2 separate regions of the Homo sapiens genome follow, and region 1 is linked to region 2. A link is a contact called in ENCODE Hi-C or POLR2A ChIA-PET data. All regions are on one chromosome and are shown on one strand. Each heading gives the region's core, a stretch centred on a gene start or an enhancer-like site at or near the end of the contact. The rest is flanking DNA. Distances are from core to core; before and after follow the strand shown.

Region 1 (7,600 bases), core at 1,770-4,269, 190 kb after region 2:
GCTTGGGCATCCAGTCCACAGATGTTCAAGGACAGGAATGGAAAAATTTGTTCTTGTGTACGGAGTATTATGCAAGAGCTGGGCCTTGAGCCTGTTCTGTGGCCAAAACCCAGTTAAAATAGTCACATTGCCTTTCACTGCAGAAGCTAAAGAAGTTTCTGTTGCTCTTCATTGAGTGAGAAGGAAGCTTCATTTCTTCCATTTTATTCTTGATAAAAAAACCAAAGCACACAATATTTTAAGGAAGTTATTGAGTGGGATACAGTGAGTCAGGATCCAGTTTTCTAACTGAAATCCTTCAATTTTCAGCCAGTTATAGCCCCTCAGAAAGCAGTTAGGTTATCTGCTAATATTGTTATAGAAATAATTAGGTGAATTTAGAGTAAAAAACAAAAGCTTTGATGAGGATCCACTGTTTAATTTTAAAAGACCTAAGTAGTCTCAATAATATGTATGTGTGTGTGTTTGTGTGTATATGTGGGCAGATGGTGAAGGGAGAGGAAATCAAGAGTGTAAAGTCACAATTTCCAAACTTTTTTTTTTTTTTGAGACAGAATCTGGCTCTGTCGCCCAGGCTGGAGTGCGGTGGCGCAATTTCGGCTCACTGAGACCTCCACCTCCCAGGTTATAAGCAATTCTCCTGGGATTACAGGCACCTGCCACCATGCCTGGCTAATTTTTGTATTTTTAGTGGAGATGGGGTTTCGCCATGATGGCCAGGCTGGTCTTGAACTCCTGACCTCAGGTGATCCACCCACTTCAGCCTTCCAAAGTGCTGGGATTACAGGTGTGAGCCACTGCGCCTGGCCTCCAAACACTTTTTTATGTATAAAAATTTGCTGTGTGCAGTTGACATTGTTGACTTTCACTTTGTTCCTGGGGCTTACCCTAAGAGTGAGGATGTCTTTTTCATATATGACTTTTACATTTTAAAAACAGAATGGAATTGTAAGATTTTAAATAATCGGCGTTCTGGACTGTGTGACATAGAACATGTCATTTCACTAAGCCGTGGTTTCCCTTTCAGTAAAATGAACAGGTGAGTTACAGTCAGTGATTTTCAAAATCTTATCAATGAGCACATTGCCTCTCTTTTCAGGCAATCTTGTGTGGATTACCAGTTTTAAATACAGTATCCCTTCACCCCTACCACATCACACGCATTCATACACACACACACACACACACACACACACACACACACACACGCACTCTGAAAGCAGACAGCACTAGAACTCCAGTGGTTTGAGTGGAGGACCTGGGTCCTTGTCACCCTCCACAAGGCTTTCCCAGGGATCCAGCCCTCACCTGGGTCCTGGCTACTCATGGGCTCAGACCAGCAGTATCAGTACCATCTAGAAGCTTGTGAGACATGTACCCTTATGACCTGCCCCAGACCTACTGAATACAGGCTGTGTAGGTGGGGCCCACCAATCTATGTTTCATCAGGCACTCCAGGTAATAATAAGCCACAGTAGCATTTGAGAACTGCTGGCTCTTTGAGTGCCAAGCAATTTTTAACCAAGATTTTAAATGGCAGGGGTGGGAAAGCGGCGGGTGGGAGGCATTCAGTTGGAACACTTGGTTTAAGTTGAAGTATGTTCCTTGTACTATCTGTATCATGATAAATATATACTAGTGATGGAAGAGTTCCTTTTGTGTGACTAACATATAGGTAGCAGCTTATGTGAACTCTTCTAGAAGTCATACTGCCATATGGGAAAAATTGGGACAAAGTGGCAAGAATTCCAAATACGGAAGAAAATGAACGTACAGCATACTCTTGGCATTTGACCTTTGGAATTGTTAACAATCCAAAGACTCAGTTGCATTTTAGATCACATTCCACGACATAGACTCACAGGTTCTGGTTATGATACCGAAAGCCAGTGATGAGGGCATTATTCTTGTGCATTTGTCTTTCAGAGTTCGCAGATTGCTTTCTGACTCCAGCAGTGTTCCTTATTACCGGTTCTTTGTATTCTAATTCTTTCTCAGGTGGTCCTCCCTGGCATTTTTTCTCTTACTATTCTTATATTTTGTGATCATTGCTCAGAAACCAGAATCAGACTACAGCTTTACTTCCCCCAAAGCAGCAAGAAAGTGTATTCACAATAACAGTAATTATTCATAATGAGAAGTCACAGCGCACCAAGGTTTGGGATGGCGTTTTTTCCCTCTGGGGGTCTGAGACTGTGGATATTTTTGGGTCCTTGGAGTCTATCCTTTTGCTGAATGGCTTGGGCTCTGGGAGGGCATAGCAGCATCCACCTGCGCAGGGCTGACAGTGGTTTCCTTTGTCTGGAATGACGTGCTTAATGTTAATAAGGTCTGGAATGTTGGGAGTCAAGACAGATTTTCTTTTGGAATCTCTTTGGTCTTGGCTCCCTGTAACAGATAATGCTTGTGCTTTTCTGTTTTCTGATTAAAGTAGGATATTTAGTAGGGCTTTTGCACTTCACAAGTGGCAGATTTCCTCTTTCTCTTGTAAGCTTTTTCTGTCTTGTGAGCACATATCCTAGGCATGCTCAGACGAGGTGTTTTGGAAGGCTGGAGTTGGCAGGGTTCTTCTTTTCCCCCAGAGTATCTGCTTCCCTTACTGCATTTGAACACTGTACTGTTTCTAGATACATTTTTAATATTGCTTTATCTCTCAAGTCTATAGGTGATGATGAATCCTGTGTTTTTTCACCTGTCTATAGCTGCATATAAATTCTGAGTATTGCAAAAATATCAAGAAAACATGAGAAAAGTTAAAAGTGAGCTCAGGTCAGTGGAATTCATCCATCTGGCTGCCAATTACAGTCTGAAAAGTAAAAATAGTCCAAACAAGCCCAAATAACTTTTATTTTTTCAAAGGACAGTGGGGACCCCTGGATTAGAATGCAAGAGACATGAGGCATTCTTCTTGGCAGGAAACTGGACAATTAACATCGCCACTTCCATTTCAAGCGTAGGCTGCCAGATCTCTCTGCTTAGTTATAGAGGCCTCTGAGTGACTCTAGTTAGGGGCCGAGCGCACTTGAACGCCTTGCAACTGTCTATGTGTGGGATGGAGATAGTTCTGGGGACAGAAGCCTGTTTCATAAGGAGCATGCTGCTCATTAACATGCGCTTTCTGACTTGGGCCTTATCCTGCAGGCCCAAGGCTGGAGAAATCAAACTGTGAATAACTACTTTTCTGTAAGACCCCTTTATGATGATTTTTTTCCCTCTTACTGGGATGTTGATTTTACTAGTGCAAAGGCAAATTTACAGCTCAACAAAGAGGAAACCATGGTGGCCCAAATTGTTAATTAGTAGAGTATATAATTGTCTTTATTAAGTTACATCACTTATCCTATCTTTTGCCTTTTGCCCTTTCCCCCTCGTATTTTTGTTGCAATCTGGAATGTTTTAAAGATGTTTACTACATGATTCTTTCAACAGGCAAAATGAGATATTTTTGTCATGTCAAGTTAAGAAGTCTTAACCCATTAAATCATACTTGAAGCTTCACATTTTTCACTTGCATATAAAGACAAAAAGCATGCAAAAATAATTCGTTGAGTTTTCTTTTGAAATGAATGTTCACCAGAAGTTTGAGGTCAGAATTTTGATTAGTTTTTACCATATGTAGTACTGAACTCTGTAAACCCATGTTATTTTCTCTGCCTTTTTGCTTTCTTGGGAACTGATCATGACAGCATTTAGATGACATCAGAACCCATGTTGGTAAAATAAATGTCATCCCAAAGAACCCTTTAAACAGCAGGTATAAGTGATGATATGGTTTGTTTCTGGTATATTTGTAACCTTCAATTTTATTGATTTGAAACTTCTATATGTTATTTCTTTCATTTAGCTAAGTTGAATTCTGAATTTAACTGGGTTAGAGATCGTCATCACAAAAGTGCCATACTCAGAAGCATATTTAAAATATGTACTAGTTGGGACCTTGCAGATCTTGGTTTAGTCTCAATTCAGCCACTTGGGAACTATGTGCCCTTGGGCATGATAGTTCATCTTTCAAGGCTTCATTTCTTTCTTGTATGTAGAAAATAGGGGTAATTAATGGCATCTCTTTCAGAGGACTATCATCAGCTCTTAGTACAATTTCAGACACTAAGTGCTTTAAAAATGTAGTGGTATTGGTGAAGAAAGACCATGAGATTTTTTCCTTGTGAGAACTGCTTTCTGTGGGCCATTTTATTATAACCTCAGCTTGTGAGCATGCCCATCAGAATGCTGTTGGGCAAGGCGTCCTGCAGGCTGGGTCAGTGTTAAGTAATAGTGAATGCCAAGGACTTGAGATAGGGGAGAGTTCAGAGGGGCATCCACTCCCCAAAAAAGGTTCTCGGACTATTGCCAACCCACAAACAACCTGCTGAATTCTGGGCAAGAATAAAATGCAGTCCTCTCTCCGTGCTTTTTCCCTGTCACCTCTCTGGTTGAATTCTCTGTGTGAGCCCACAGAATGGGGTCTGACAGGCCTGCTTGATTCTGTTTGAACCCACTCAGCAAATTAACCACTCTAAGTTACTTTGCTAAAAGGGGGAGATTTCAGGGGACATTAGCTGGAGGCGATGGGCAAACAACAACTTCTCTATATTTATTTTTCTCCCACCCACATTCCTTGCATTAGGGCAATTAGTTAAGCTAGATGGATAAACTAACTGGGTAACCCACTAAATTTCCAAGTCTTTCACAACCTTTCCTTACACCTGGCAACTTGTACACCATGTCTTCCGCATTCTGTGGGCTGCATAGACCTGCCCTGCTACATTGCGGAAGGGGTCAGCACTAGGTTTAAGTAGATCATGGGGGTGGCGAGGCATCATGGAGGCTGACTACCAGGTATGTCGAGGTGGAAACCATTTCTGTTAATACCTTATCTGAAAGAGTCTCAGCATTTGTGATGGAATTTTGGCAAATTTCCTGCTGCTATGTCAACATCGATTTTGTCATTGCTTCTCCTTCTGTGGAATGGAGCTCTAGGATCTTTACATAAACTGCAGTGTCAAGAGGCAGGGTGTTGAACTTCTGGTTTTGTATGATCAGTATTGTAATGTGATAATTATAGTCTATACTACAAATATGTTCATTATTCTTCATGCTTTCTGCCATGGTCAGCTGTGGCTTTTATTTTAAATTTAATTTGCTCAACCAGACACACAGTGTAGCAGACGCTATTACCGTATTTCAGTTTTTGGTGCTGTAGTGAGACTTTGAAATTCTAGGAATTGAGTAGATAACACAAGTGTGATGTGGGAAAGGTCCCTGGGAAACAACAGTGATTCTATTAGGCTGGTGCACAAATAATTGTGGGTTTTGCCATTACTGTTGTACCCACATAATAGCTCAGTGCATGCAATTTACAAAGTAATAAGTGAAATGCTCCCCATAGTTGACTATAACATTTCCTCATTTTTCTCTGAATTTGCTTTTTAAAAAACTCTTCCCCTTGCCATTCCCTTCCCCATTCCAGATTGTAACTGCTTCTTTCCAGCTGCATCAGAAGAAGGGGACTTTCCATGTAGGTGTTATTCTCAGAAAAGGCCAGAAAAGACCAGGTCATGGTGGGGATGATTTGCTCCAAGCATAAAAGAGAATTGTGATGGTTCAGGAAGACTGGAAAATAACGAGACTGGAAAGAAATGAGAAGGGCTTCAGAGGAATGGCACATTGAAATAAAAGGAAGTGGTAAGAACAGGAAAACAAGTGGAATGAAAGGAGCACACAGTGGGCAGGGATGATTGGATAGACTGTGGAATAAAGATAATTTGGGAAAAAAATGGGCAGAAAATAAGAGAGGTTTCATGGTTCCATTATTGTATATTCTATTCCTCCTACTAGGTTAACATTTCCCAGAGGGGTTGGGTGGAGACGGGGAAAGCCTTTTTGCCCTGTTGTGGTCCATGTGCCCTTCTGCTGGCAGATCCACTTGGAACAAATCTCCATGTGAATACATCTCCTACTCTTTTCCTATTTGGAGTTTCCTGATGCTTTTGTCTACCTCTTGTGCTGGATTAGAGCATCCACTGCCAGCATGCATTAATGTGATAAACAAAATAAAAGTGAAGTCTTAAGTAGAACTTTGCAAGGAGTAGCAGTACACTATACGGAGGTATTAGGTTTTTTTGAATATGACTTGAAGTTGTTAAAATGATATTTTAGAGTTTTGATGTGCTTAAAAACTGGAAATTGAGAATTTTTTTTTTTATTTTTTGTTTTAAGTTAAAAATTAAGCACAAGATGCCAGGCATGGGAGGATCACTTTGTGAGGCCAAGGCGAGAGGATTGCTTGAGCCCAGGAGTTCAAGACCAGCCTGGACAGCATAGCAAGACCCCATCTCTGACAAAAAAAATTAGCTGGATGTGGTGGGCATGCCTGTAATCCCAGCTACTTGGGAAGCTGAGATGGGAGCATTGTTTGAAGCCAGGAGGTCAAAACTGCAGTGAGTGTTGATCATGCCACTGCCCTTTCGCCTAGATGACAGAGTGAGACCGACTCAAAAAAAAAAAAAAAAAAAAAAAAAAAAGCACTAGAAAGTTGGGAGAGAGGGCAGCACTTTTCCTTTATTGCTGGGTTAGTATGCCTTTGTCAAAAGCAGCTTGTTTTAAATGAAGATGTCATGCTTATTTCAAGTCCTCTTAAAACCAAATTCACTCTCATATCCCCTTGGTATGTAATAAAAAGCAATATATATAAATATATATATATATATATGGCATTTCTGTGAAATAATCAACTCTTGCTTTCTAGACTTATTAGAATTACCTCATGAAAGCAACATGAGGAAGTGAGTGGGAAGAACTAGGTCTACAACAGTTAAAAATTTTTTTTCATAAATGCATTTATTACTGCTTCTCTTAATTCACATGGTGAACTTCCATTGACCTTTTTTCCTTTTTATTTGAAAAGACACAAATTATTGTATGGAACAGTACGATCTTTCAAACCAGGAGGGATGGAGAAACTGCCATATTTTAGGTTCACTGAGTTCCTCAAAACTATTTAAGTGTCTTGCCAAGCACATTTTTAAAAAATTCATATTTAGTCTTTCAGGAAGATTTATCTTTTGTTGGAATGTTGCTCCAAGGAACTCTGTAATATACCAGCATCTCTTGAAAGCTTTGTTAAAAATGATGTGTTACTTAAGTGAAAAATGGTTATGGGTGCCTTAATTATTCAGCTATCAAGTGTTTTTTTTTTTTTTTTTTTTTTTTTGACACACTGACAGCATTCGTATTATTTACTACTTACACTATCATCCATGGGAAGATGGCTCCAATGTACTTGTAGACAGTTTTCAATTTGAAAACTATATCTTCATTTCATTGAAGAATTTCATGTCTGGGAAGTACTATTCCCTATAGAGTTTAATCTCTGGGTATAGTGGTCTCAACATCATCTACAACATTACGCATGAGGACTGTTTAGAGTAAGTTAGGTAAGTTGCTATTGCATTAGCATTCCTCTGAAGAAAGATGATCTTTTAGGTAGTAAACATACATGCATCATAGAATCAGTAGGATTTCCTGATCTGCCTGACTCTGCAGTGCTTCCATGCCTGTTTTCTGTGTCATTTCTTCATTTTCTTTTCTTTTATGGGTTGGG
Region 2 (6,833 bases), core at 1,300-3,799:
GGCCAGGAGTTTGAGGCTGCAGTGAGTGAATAACCCCTGCACTCCAGCCTGGACAACATAGCAAGACTCTCTCTTAAAATAGATAGATAGATTAGATAGACAGCCTAAGGGAGCCTGATTGCCCCTCCACCATGTGAGGACACAGCAAGAAGGCACCATCTGTGAACCAGGAAAGGAGCCCTCACCAGACATCTGATTTGTTGGTGCCTTGATTTTGGACTTACCAACCCCGAGAACTGTAAGAAATGAATTTCTGTTGTTTGTAATTACCCAGGCTAAGGTATTTTGTTAAAGCAGACCAGATGGACTAAGTCAGCCCCATAATGACCCGTTTTATATTTTTATTTATAATCTATCTGCTGCTTAATTTTGTGATTAGTGGCCAGCTACTGTTTACTCATCTTTTATTCATCTGTAAAACTCTTTTTAACTTGTCTTTGTAAGAAACGGTTGGCTAACAGATGAATTTTCAGGTTGTTCAGTTTTAAAATGTTTTACTTAAAAGGGTAAGACAACTCCCCAATGCAAAGTGTGACTTCAGAGATAACTTTCATTTCTTTGAAATGTAGGAAGTCCATAGCCATTGCTGGCTGACATCTTTCTGCTCAATATGCTCCAGGGGAAGATTATCAAATTTTAGCTTCTGAGCTTTCAAATGGCTCTTATTATCAGTGGCATATTACATGAAACTGGTTTTGGGCTCTTCAAATTTATATTTTTGGCAAAGGTGTTGGGAGATTTGATTTCATTCGTCATCACTGCAGTACCTGGCGCATAGTAGGCTCTCCATTTGGTGTGTTGGATGAATGAAGAAAGTGATTCTGCTAGTCAGTGGGGTTTAAAAACAAGTGTCCACCAACTTAATGGGTCCCCATTGATCCTGAGTTCACCTCTGTTGCCCTGTATATATGTGACCCCATGTTTATTGCAACCTTATGGGCATCTCAGGCACTGCAGAGAACAGCCTCTTAAAATTTCTGGTAGAGGCCTGGTGCGGTGGCTCACGCCTGTAATCCCAGCACTTTGGGAGTCTGAGGCGGACGGATCATGAGGTCAGGAGTTCGAGACCAGCCTGACCAACATGGTGAAACCCCATCTCTACTAAAAATATAAAAATTAGCCGGGCATGGTGGCATGCACCTGTAGTCCCAGCTACTCAGGAGTCTGAGGCAGGAGAATTGCTTGAACCTGGGAGGCGGAGGTTGCAGTGAGCTGAGATCGTGCCACTGCACTCCAGCCTGGGTGACAGAGCTAGACTCCGACTCAAAAGAAAAAAAATTTTTGGTAGACTCCTATGTGCCATTTCTGGAGAACTGAAATAGTAGTGGACATACATAGGATTCATTTTAGTGTAGATATGACTTTTTAGTGAAACTTGAAGTCCTACTTCCTGTGTGTGAAATAGGGTAATAGGATCACACCCGAAGAAATGCCGCCTTGTTCAAAAGTGACAGGATCGCTGTTCAGTTTGGAATATTGGAAAGTGGGCAGGTTTATTTGGAAGCACTTTGTTTTTACTATATGTGTAAAACTCCAGGGAGCATTGAATAGGATATGAGGTGCTCCCTTTGGCTGTGCATTAGCAACGTGGCAGTTACTGATCTGTCATTTACTTTGAAAAGGAATTACAAAGTTTTGGCCTCATGCCTGGAGTAGCTCCAGATGGTCAGAAAAGATTTTTGTACTGAAGTCAGAAAGTATATTGCAGTGATAGAATTGGGCTTGTCATGTTTATATTAGAACACTGGCTTCCCACTTTATTCCTCTGCAAAGTTTTTCTTTCTTTCTTTTTTCCCAGAGAGTGAGGGGAGGAAATTGTTGCTTTAGAGTTATGAGTCTAATATTTGGAATACTGTTGTTCTTGGTGATAATGATGTAGAGGTATGATTATGTGGTTAATGTAGTTACTTTGTCAACCTAAATACCCCTGATTCTTAGTATTTACAAAGGATGCATGAAGGCTTGGAATGTAGAGATACACCAAGACCATTGTAGCTGATGTAGAAATGCAGGTAAGAAGCTTCATTTGGGTTGCGTTTGCTTGTCTGATAACCTGGCTGTTAGCCCACAACTGTTATTTAGTAGCTTACCAAACTTCATCTGTTCTGTCTTCCCATGATTCTGTGGTTGCTAGGGGTAATGATGACGTTTGGGTGTTCAATATGGGTGGGAGGTGGGCCTGGGGAGATGAGCAGTGAGGCGATAATGATACTAACACCAAGTTTTGCCATTTTAGGCATTAGAGCATCTTAAATTCCACATATGATCTTGTGTACCTTCATATCAACCCTGGAAGGGGAACGATGTGATTCCTATTTTCCTGATGAGAAAACTGAGACTTTGGGAGGTAATATCTGCCCAAGGCAATATCTAGGTAACTCCCTTCTGCAGCCTGTTTACATATAGTTTTGGCGAAAATGACTACAATTTCCTGTCCTTTCAGGACAGAGGTGGCTACAGGCTTCAGGAAATAAAGCTCATTTTCCTCTGGGAAACTCAGGACTTGTCTGGGTTGAGCCATTTAGTAAAGCTTGGTCACAAGGCTCAGATTAAGACCTGGATCTACGTGCTGCTGTTCCCAGACTGCTTTCAGTTACTCTTGTGGTTACTGAGTAACTTGGGAGTTAGAAGAACATTAACAAAGTTTTGTGTTTTCGAAGAAAATGCTACACATGGAGAAGTGACACTAAGTTGCATACTTCAGAAAGGAATTTTTATCTGTTTTGAGATTCTGGTCTATACATTGAAAATGAACTAATTTTGATTATTATACTTTTAATTGGTTGCACGAGTGTGTGAACATAGGCAGCTCTTTTGAAGCACTTTTACTGAAAAGTGTAAAAATTTTTGTTGCTGTTGTTCAGTAGCAGACATATACAATACTCTCTTTTTGAGACATACACAATATTCTCTTATTGTGGATTTAGGGGTCTTGTACCAGATCACCCTTTTCTCAGATTGCAGCTCTTCCTCCTTGCTTTATGTAGAGTGGTTTCTAACTTGGTTCTTTCTCCTGTGCAGATATAAGACTTGGTCCGCAGTCTCCTACCCTCACCCAGTCTTCCATGAGCTATCAAAATCCTCCTCTAGGCTTTTATTATTTTGCTTCCTAATTTTGTCCTTTTAAATTTCCACTGTTTAGATATTATTCAGACAGCAGTGGTATTTTTCTGTATATAATGTGGCGCTGTAATTAGTTTGAGTTCTTTTGGGGTTGTGTCTTAAACAGCGAGAATGGCCTGATTGATGTGCTTTTTGAAGTCTTACTACCTTTTTGATGAGAAGGATGAAAGTGGTGTGGAGATGAGTTTGTCTGGCTTACTGTAAATCTGATCTGTGAGGCTTTTCTGCGTTCACTAAGGCACCAGAGTCGGACTCTGCTTTTTTTCTTGTTTGATGTTACTTTATTACACTTATGAATGAAATACTAATGCTGTTATTTTATAGAAGATCATAAAATAAAAGTACACTTTCTTAGTGTTTTATGTTTCTTTAAAAAGATAATTACCGTGAGTCATAGAGCTACAATTACATCAAGAGTTTCCTATACGAAGCAAAGTCTCTGGTGGGTTTTTGGTACAGTCTTTGCACCTGGATCAGTGGAGCAAAATGTCATCACACTTGAAAAAAAAATTACTTAACAGGCCCATTAAGAATCTTCAGAAGTTTGCATCTTGTTAGGGATTTGTGGTCCAAGAGTTAGTACTACAGAACAGGCTCTTTTGTAGACCTAGGGAAACCAGTTTGTTTCTCTGCCACTTAACCTGCAAGACTTATTATAGGTGTTTCCTTCTCCTGTCTGTTTTGAAGAGACTTCCTCTGGGAATTAATGGTAGAATACTTATGACTCCTGAGAGCAGAGAACGTTCAGGCCATCATCATCTTCTCCCTCTGGGCTGTACATGGCCTCCCTGTGTCTCTACTGCCTGTCATACCTCCCCACTCCTCCACCTCAGTCACAGGGCGACTGCCTTGCTTTCGGTCTACCTTTCCCAACTCTTCAGGCTCATCCTGGTGGATCCCATTCTGTAGCCCCTGCTGCTCTTTTCAGGGGATTCTATTTTGTCTTATACACTTTTGTCATTTAGTTACCCACCTATTCCCCCCAGTGGACTCCCATTCTGGGCTCCTGCAGAGGGCTTGTAAGTTCACCTTTATATCCCCAGGGTCAGAGCTGATGCTCTGCCGAGTGAATGGGGAAGCGCCAGAAAGAACAGAAGCTAATGATGGACTGGCTCGACCATGGCTCCCACTTTCAATACTCATCCCTCTGTTTCCTCAGACATTTTACTTGAATTAATTTTGTAGTTCTCCTTCTGAACTGCTGAGCAAGTATTTGGACACTTTGTGAGGAGCCTTTTTTTTTTTTTTTTTTGAGATGGGGTCTCACTCTGTCTCCCAGGCTGGAGTGCAGTGGCACAATCTCGTCTCACTGCAGCCTCCGCCACCCGGGTTCAAGCAATTCTCCTGCCTCAGCCTGCTGAGTGGCTGGGATCACAGGCTTAAGCCACCACGCTCTGGTAATTGTTTGTATTTTTGGAAGAGATGGGGTTCCACCATGTTGGCTAGGCTAGTCTCAAACTCCTGACGTCAGATGATCCACCTGCCTCGGCCTCCCAAAATGCTGGGATTACAGGCATGAGCCACCGTGCCCGGCCAGAGGAGCCCTCATTTATAGCAAGAATAAAAACATTTTGTCAGGAAATTTAATAATAAGCCCAGACTGAGTGCTTGCTATGTGCCAGACACTGTTCTAAATGCTTTACATGCATTTCTTCATTTAATCCTCACAGTGTCCTGAATTAGGTGCTTTATTTTATTATTTCCACTTTGCCAGTGAAGAAGCAGAGGTAGTGAGAGGGTAAGCAACTTGCCTGAAGTTAAAAGCTAGTCAGTTGTGGACTTAGGGTTTGTAGCCAGGCAGTTGTGGTCTTCAGGGAGGGGACATAACATCATTCCCCTCCTGAAACTCCATATTCCTTTGTAAATCTTATTCTGTGTTACATATTTTCCTGTCCTTCATTTAGTTATTTAGGTCAGCTTCTTGTACTTCTGCTGCAAAACGTTGCTGTCAATTTACTTGACCTGGTAACCTCCCGGTGAGTTTCGCCAGGGCTTCCAGTCAATTTAGCAGGTCACTCTAGTACCTGTGGGAGGGTGAGGGCATGGAATCCTCAGGAGAGGGCTCTGCTGTTGGCTGCTGTCTCCACTTGAAGTGGACAGTTTTGAATATCTTAATAAAATCAAATCGGATGTTCTTAGGTATTCATTCATTTTATTTTCCTAAGCAAAATGTTTTGTAAAATGCTGCTTTTACGTGGCTAGAGCCACTAAATATCTCTATTAATACTTTTAGGCAAAGGTTGAGATCTTTGAAGAATTAGTGGGTTTTAAAAATTTACTTATTTTTATTTTTTAATTTTAAGTTCTGGGATACATGTACAGAACGTGTGGGTTTGTTACATAGGTGAATGAGTGGGTTTTTTAAGTTGTTTTTGCGTGCCTTTAGTCTTACTGGTTTGCCTTAGTTTCTCTACTCTCCAGACTGCTGTGCTGACTTTTCATAGCTATCTGACTTTTCAGTCCAGTGCCCTTTTGATGCTCTGGCCAGGTGGCTCTTGTTTCAGCTTCACTGGGAGGGAGTTGTGGAATCTGGCTGACAATCCCATTTAGTCTTCTTCAATTTAATTGGCCTTTTCCCCTTTCAGATTCCAAGTAGGGGAATAGCCTAAAGCCATTTTAGGGGGGCTACTAAAGCAGTTTACAAGGTGATGCCTTATATTTAAATACCACCGTATTTCCAAATCTGTTTCTATTATATATATCGTTTATTGTAGCATTCTCACAGTGACCCTGTGGTGTGAACACAGTGACTATTATCCCAGTTTTCAGATGAGAAAACCTAGTCTGAGAGTTGTGTGCCTTTCCTTACTTAGGGCACTGTGGCAAATAAAGGGAGAAGTCAAGCTACTGCTTCCATTCCAGTCTCTGAATTCCAGGTCCCCTGCTCCCTTTTCTTTCCAGGGCATGTATGATGTCTCAAGGTTGGCTAACCTCTAATTGAAAATCTGTAGGTGCTTATCTTCTGCACTTTTGAAATGATATGAACGTGAAATATTTTCAACATGCTAACATTTTTCCAGGCCGTTATTAGGGGATTAAATCATCCTGTTACCGTAACTGCAATTTTAGATGTTCTGGTGCTAAACTGAGATCTGTCAATAGAGTGCAACCTTTCGAAAGTCTTAAAAAATAGGGTACATCTTGGACTCAAGAATTATGATATCAAAATAAGACCCTTGGCTATTTCCGGAGTGTGTTAGCCAATCTACCCTGTGGTTTTCTTTCTCTGGAATTGGTGAAGAAAGAGATAAACAAGATCCAAAACCAGGTCGCATGAAAGGATCAACACTCCCCTGGACATACAGTTGTTTGGGATAATCGTAAATCCTGCTGTCTGTAGTGGCTGACGAGGGGAGAAGAGCAGAATCCTAGCACTCCGGCTACTGACTGTGAAACTAATGTATCTTTGCTATCACATATTTAGCATTTACCTTTTACTTTAAGCCAAAAACACCTTACACTTTTCTTAGATGAGCTTTTTAAAAACATTGTAATTTATGAAAAAAATTTGAACATAGACAAAAGTAGAGAATAGTAGTGGATCCCCCTGGACTTATTACCCAGCCTTGACAATCAATCAGCTCGTGCCAGTCTTGTTTCATCTTTACCCGTTTTCATTCTCTGCTCCTTGCTGTAATATTCTGAAGCAAATCTCAGGCATATTATTTCATCCTTCAATATTTCAGTATTTTTTTCAGATAAGTTCTTTC

Evidence for each region. Hi-C counts contacts between places; a loop is a spot of excess contacts on that map. ChIA-PET counts read pairs that join two places held with the same protein, here RNA polymerase II (POLR2A). Pooled maps may share reads with other maps.
Region 1: a map of Calu3 shows a loop between it and region 2 (2.4-fold over the local background). The contact joins two enhancer-like sites. A Hi-C loop is called at or near these places in 2 of 168 maps with a recorded cell type or tissue (Calu3 and GM12878), 1 of 37 single-sample maps with no recorded cell type and 4 of 50 pooled maps. POLR2A ChIA-PET finds 5 or more read pairs at or near these places in 1 of 52 experiments (activated T-cell).

The regions. Positions count from the first base shown.
Region 1 is chr3:172,256,402-172,264,001 of GRCh38, forward strand. All of the region lies in intron 6 of FNDC3B (fibronectin type III domain containing 3B), which reads left to right. Among named protein-coding and RNA genes, the nearest start is that of GHSR, 190 kb to the right of the region's middle. Within about 2 kb of position 3,020, at least 14 of the 41 ENCODE cell types and tissues checked have a DNase peak (open chromatin) inside an H3K27ac peak, as active enhancers do.
Region 2 is chr3:172,064,067-172,070,899 of GRCh38, forward strand. All of the region lies in intron 1 of FNDC3B (fibronectin type III domain containing 3B), which reads left to right. Among named protein-coding and RNA genes, the nearest start is that of FNDC3B, 28 kb to the left of the region's middle. Within about 2 kb of position 2,550, at least 5 of the 41 ENCODE cell types and tissues checked have a DNase peak (open chromatin) inside an H3K27ac peak, as active enhancers do.